Linked DNA regions of Homo sapiens: region 1 is linked to region 2. A link is a contact called in ENCODE Hi-C or POLR2A ChIA-PET data. All regions are on one chromosome and are shown on one strand. The core of a region is the stretch at or near the end of the contact, and the rest is flanking DNA. Distances in the headings are between cores, read along the strand shown.

Region 1 (3,007 bases), core at 295-2,794, 2.0 Mb before region 2:
CAAGCAATTCTCCTGTATCAGCCTCCCGAGTAGCTGGGATTACAGGCGCCCACCACCACACCCGGCTAATTTTTATATTTTTGGTAGAGACGGGGTTTCACCATGTTGGCTAGGCTAGGTTAATTTTTAAAGGGTTTTGCAATGGTCCCTTGATCTACTTTTTACCTTAGATGGGAAATAAAACTGATTTCCTACATTGGCAGAATACAATGATCATTTTTGCCTGGACTATCTAGGAGGTTAATTTCAGTTGGACTACTGAAAACTGCTGGTTCAATCATTCTCCACGTTTATCTAAGTCTTTACCTTTATCTGGACAGTTCTAGGACATTGAGGGGAATTTTGGTGTTTCTTCCCCTATTATTTCCTGAAGTCATTTCACTTTAAAAAACAATAGATTCACTGCTCAAAAAAAAAAAAAAAAGTTACCTACTTTCTACTTGCTTCCAGTTTAACTGCAACACATTTTAAAAAGAGTCTACTGTGCTGGCTGGGTAAGTTAAATTAAAACTTCTAAAGGGTCCAAGGTCTAAAGTTCGCACATTGTTTTGAGGTCGGCTCTGTCTCTACCGAGGGAGATCCCATTATCCGTAGTTCTACCAGTCCCAATCCCATATATTTCCTTTAGAATCTCATGAATGAGGAAAAAGAAGTTCAAGTGAGGGAACATAGGTTCAAATGAAGGTCAGATACCTAAAAGAGTTTTCTGGTGACTGTGCGCGGCTGGGGTGGAAAAAGTGGGGAAAAGGTACCCAGATGTGGGTGGCCCCGGAGGGTTGCTCCACTCCAGCCCCGGCAGGGCAGGACAGCGCGGCCTGCCTGGTAGATGCCCCGAGCCACTGGAGCGCCTACTGTGTGGCGGGCGGGGGACGGCAGGAAAACGGCAGGATGCTGTGTCCCCTGAATCTGGCAGGGTTCTAGGTGCTTTACACGTAGCAAGACACATTCTCCGCCCCAAGGCACTCGCAGTCAGTCCATTTTCTGGGTTGCATCAGGTGGGGGCAAACTAGGTCCCCGCAGAAGTGAAGATGCTGAAGGAATACAGTAGGAGAAGAAATGCTTCTCTCCTGTCCTCCACACCAGGCAGGCCCCAGAGGCTGAGACCGACACGCCCTCCCCGAAGGGCAGACCCGCCTTGAGGAAGGCGGATCCGGGTAGGGACCGCCGCCTGGCCCTCACCCGACCCCCGAGAAAGCAACCCAGCGCGCCGCCCGCTCCTCACGTGTCCCTCCCGGCCCCGGGGCCACCTCACGTTCTGCTTCCGTCTGACCCCTCCGACTTCCGGTAAAGAGTCCCTATCCGCACCTCCGCTCCCACCCGGCGCCTCGGCGCGCCCGCCCTCCGATGCGCTCAGCGGCCGCAGCTCCTCGGAGTCCCGCGGTGGCCACCGAGTCTCGCCGCTTCGCCGCAGCCAGGTGGCCCGGGTGGCGCTCGCTCCAGCGGCCGGCGCGGCGGAGCGGGCGGGGCGGCGGTGGCGCGGCCCCGGGACCGTATCCCTCCGCCGCCCCTCCCCCGCCCGGCCCCGGCCCCCCTCCCTCCCGGCAGAGCTCGCCTCCCTCCGCCTCAGACTGTTTTGGTAGCAACGGCAACGGCGGCGGCGCGTTTCGGCCCGGCTCCCGGCGGCTCCTTGGTCTCGGCGGGCCTCCCCGCCCCTTCGTCGTCCTCCTTCTCCCCCTCGCCAGCCCGGGCGCCCCTCCGGCCGCGCCAACCCGCGCCTCCCCGCTCGGCGCCCGCGCGTCCCCGCCGCGTTCCGGCGTCTCCTTGGCGCGCCCGGCTCCCGGCTGTCCCCGCCCGGCGTGCGAGCCGGTGTATGGGCCCCTCACCATGTCGCTGAAGCCCCAGCAGCAGCAGCAGCAGCAGCAGCAGCAGCAGCAGCAGCAACAGCAGCAGCAGCAGCAGCAGCAGCAGCCGCCGCCCGCGGCTGCCAATGTCCGCAAGCCCGGCGGCAGCGGCCTTCTAGCGTCGCCCGCCGCCGCGCCTTCGCCGTCCTCGTCCTCGGTCTCCTCGTCCTCGGCCACGGCTCCCTCCTCGGTGGTCGCGGCGACCTCCGGCGGCGGGAGGCCCGGCCTGGGCAGGTGGGTGTCGGCACCCCAGCCCCCTCCGCTCCGGGCCCGGCGTCCCCTCCCCCGCGGCCCGCGCCGCCGTCCCCGCCCCGTGACCCGCCGGGCTACCCGGGGTGGGCTGGGGGCCGGCAGCGCGGGGGAGACTCGCTCGGGCCTGAGCCCCGAGGCTCGGCCGGTGGGCGCAGCCGGGGTCCTCTGGGATTGTCAGGCCTGTCCAGCCTCCCGCAGCATCCCCGCCCCCTCCCCCGGCGGTCAAGATGGAGGGAGCGGGCGGCCTCCCCTCCCCACGCGTGTTGGGAGGGGTTCTCGGGTAGCGGCGATGGTCAGCCCCGGCTCCCCCTTCCGCACGATCCTCCGCCCGCAGCGTGGGGATGCTCGGGCAGCTCCTCCACTCCCGGTTTAGGTGTGAACGTTGGAGGGGTCTGGAGGCTGTGGTGGCGTTTTCCGGAACATGTCCCCCTCCATGGGGGACATCTCTGGAGGGGAGAAGTTAGGGCCGCGTCCCCCGTGCCGGTTAAAGGGGTAGGCACCGGGCTCCTCCGGAATCATCAGGGTCTGTCGGGGCTCTCTCCCCGCCCCCTCCGAGTCCTGGGAAAGATCGGAGGACGGGGTGGAGACAAGTGGGCCTTGGCCCCCGCACCCCTCTGCGTTCGTGTCCGAGGCGGCGGCGGGGGCTCCCGAACTCCCCTGAAATCGTGGGGCTCCATGTGGCCTCCGGCAGCGTTCCACCCTCCCCCACCTGGGGAAGGGAAGGGGTGGGGAGTGCCCGGCCCCGTCCCGGCCTTCCTCCTTCCCCCGCCAGACCTCTCCGGCGCGCGGGTGGTGGCCGATCCGCATTGCTGTTCGAGGCCGCAGTGGAGAAGGCGCCTGTGGAACATCGGTGGGTGAGGGCTGGACCCAGGCTGGACCCTGGAGATCCGGGGTGGCGGTGCTGGTGGCAGGGG
Region 2 (2,500 bases), core at 1-2,500:
GAAGAGATCTTAGAACACCTAGTTCAAGCCCATCATAATAACAAAAAAGGTAGTTACCGTCCAGCACTTGCTACGTACCAGAAAGGCAATGCAGGAGTCAACTGGACACATCCAACAGATCTGGGTTCAAATGCCAGCTCTTCCACTCCCCAGTGATGTCATCTTAGTTAACTCACTTAAATGGCTAAGAACCTCGGTTTCCCCACACGTTATATGGAGAGAAAATAACCGTACCTACCTCGGTGGATGTTAGGAAGGTTAAATTAACGCAAGGGAAACACTTGGCGGTGTCTGGCACCTACTAATCATTCAATTACTGAGAGCTACTTATTACTGGCTCTGTTCTTCGTTTCAGCTTTTACAACTACTACTATTAAAGGTAGAAATTACATGAAATCATGGAGCAGAAAGAACTCTTTGCTGGACATTTAGGCTGTTTCCAATGTGTCACAATTATAAACAAGGCTGCAGAAAACACCCAGTACGCCTCGTTTTGCACACTTAAATGAGTATTTCTGCAGGACAGAGTCCTAGAAAGGAGCTTGCAGGGTCTATAGGTGTGTGCAATTTACACTTTTATACATAACGCAAAATTATCCTCCGCTTAAGGCTTTACGTAGATTACCTTACGCTAAGATTCAGGTGTACTATGAGCTAAGTACTATCGTGATCCCCATTTCTTAGAAAAACTGAGGCTCAGAGCGGGGAATCCCCTTGCTTGTCAAGCTCAAAATCACGACTGTCAGATTGAGGTCGCCGATCCCTCGGGGCAAGACTCTCAGAGCTGGGTAAACTGAGCCACAGAAGCTGGACGCCTGGCTCAGCGTCGTCCTGGGTCTAGGACCTCGCGCCGCCCGGCCGCCCGACCCCGGCCTCTCACCTGCCGCCGCCGCCGCCTCCCCGGCCGCCGCCCCTCCGCGCCGAAGCCGGAGCAGCTCCCCAACTCCCACAACCCAGAGCGCCCGTGCCTCAAGGGGAGGAGGCGTTGTACTTCAGGCCAGCCAATCAGAGCGCGCGAGCCCGGAGTACCTTTACCAATAGGCTTGAACATTGGTCAATAGGTGTTGCAGCCAAGCCGACACGGGTTTTCCCGCCCCGCTCCTTCCGTTAAACCAATGGGAAACAAGTCCCTGGGAGTGTCCCGCCCTGGGGTGAGAACTGCGAACCAATAAAAATTGAAACCTGAGCGGTGGCGCGGCCAGCTGTGGGTGGAGTCACCCCGCGGACTGGACGGGAACCTGGCGGGGTCAGGTCCCGTCAAGCAGCCTGGCTCATGGCTGTGTGCGGCCTGGGGAGCCGTCTTGGCCTGGGGAGCCGTCTTGGCCTGCGCGGGTGCTTCGGCGCCGCCAGGCTCCTGTATCCCCGTTTCCAGAGCCGCGGCCCTCAGGGCGTGGAAGACGGGGACAGGTGAGTGGCTGGCGGGAAGGGCAACTCGAACACCTGCCGTGAATCGTGGTGTCGTCGCCATGGGTACGTCACACCGCCGTGAGGTCACCGCGGCAACCGTCAGGTGACGTCTCCACGCTGTTCTGACGTCACCATGGCAACGTGGGCCACGTGGGCGCCAGAGACCAGGTAGTCTTTGCCTAAGTCCCAATGAAGTCCCGCTATCATCGGGCAGGGCAGGGCATATCCCATGTGGGCCAGGAGGGCTCTCGACTCAGATTGTGACCAATCTCCAAAGCAGTTTATTCCCCAGGTCCCAGATACACCAGCACCTTCTAAAGATGGCTTTCCTCATATTCCTTGAAACTTGCACCTCAACCCAGACCTCAGAACCTCTAGAGTACCGTGGATTAATAATGGATTAATTTAGTTCACAGATCCAGGAAATTAACCTTCGAATGGGCTTGTAATGTCACATTTTAATTTTGAGCTATGTCCTTGAGTTGTTTACATTGTTTTTTGAAAATGCCACTTTTTGAGCTGTATTTTGGCAATTCTTCATCTCTGAGTACACTCGAAGCCTCATACTATGGAAGTGGCTCAGGTTTCTTTTCCTGCAAGAGGCCCTGAGTTGGTGGAGTATAAGATAAAAATTTGGGTAGGATAGAGTTAAGAGTCCTAGCTACTTGGGAGGCTGAGGCAGAGGATCACTTGAGCTCAGGAGTTCAAGGCTGCAGTGAGCTATGATCATGCCACTGCACTGCATTCCAGCTTAGGCAACAGAGCAAGACCCTGTCTGTGAACAAAATAATCATAGGCCAGATACGGTGGCTCACGCCTGTAATCACAACACTTTGGGAGTTTGAGGCAGGAGTATTGCTTGAGCTCAGGAGTTCAAAACCAGCCTGAGCAACATGGTGAAACCCGTCTCTACCAAAAAAAAAAAAAAAAAAAAATTAGCTGGGTGTGGTGGTATACACCCGTGCTCCCAGCTGCTCGGGAGGCTGAGGTGGGAGGATTGTTTGAGCCTGGGAGGCAGAGGTTGCAGTGAGCCTAGATCGTGCAACTGCATTTCAGCCTGGGTGACAGAGTGAGACCCCATCTCAAAATAATA

The links. Hi-C counts contacts between places; a loop is a spot of excess contacts on that map. ChIA-PET counts read pairs that join two places held with the same protein, here RNA polymerase II (POLR2A). Pooled maps may share reads with other maps.
Region 1: a loop to region 2 is called in a pooled map, with 9 times the contacts of the local background. The contact joins the promoter of ATXN2 here to the promoter of MMAB in region 2. A Hi-C loop is called at or near these places in 1 of 37 single-sample maps with no recorded cell type and 9 of 50 pooled maps. POLR2A ChIA-PET finds 5 or more read pairs at or near these places in 2 of 52 experiments (T-cell and activated CD8-positive, alpha-beta T cell).

Annotation. Positions count from the first base shown.
Region 1 is chr12:111,597,852-111,600,858 of GRCh38, reverse strand. ATXN2 (ataxin 2) reads left to right here and starts at 1,544. Exons shown (of 25, transcript NM_001372574.1): 1 at 1,544-2,075. The coding sequence starts at 1,825. It overlaps ATXN2-AS (ATXN2 antisense RNA), which reads right to left and starts at 1,361. Exons shown (of 2, transcript NR_146497.1): 1 at 1,306-1,361; 2 at 604-1,031. RefSeq lists an enhancer at 810-1,039 and silencers at 1,500-1,809, 1,870-2,039, 2,130-2,179, 2,770-2,899.
Region 2 is chr12:109,572,254-109,574,753 of GRCh38, reverse strand. It overlaps MMAB (metabolism of cobalamin associated B), which reads left to right and starts at 1,250. Exons shown (of 9, transcript NM_052845.4): 1 at 1,250-1,407. The coding sequence starts at 1,274. It overlaps MVK (mevalonate kinase), which reads right to left and starts at 960. Exons shown (of 11, transcript NM_000431.4): 1 at 881-960. RefSeq lists silencers at 720-949, 970-1,099 and enhancers at 859-1,358, 1,359-1,860.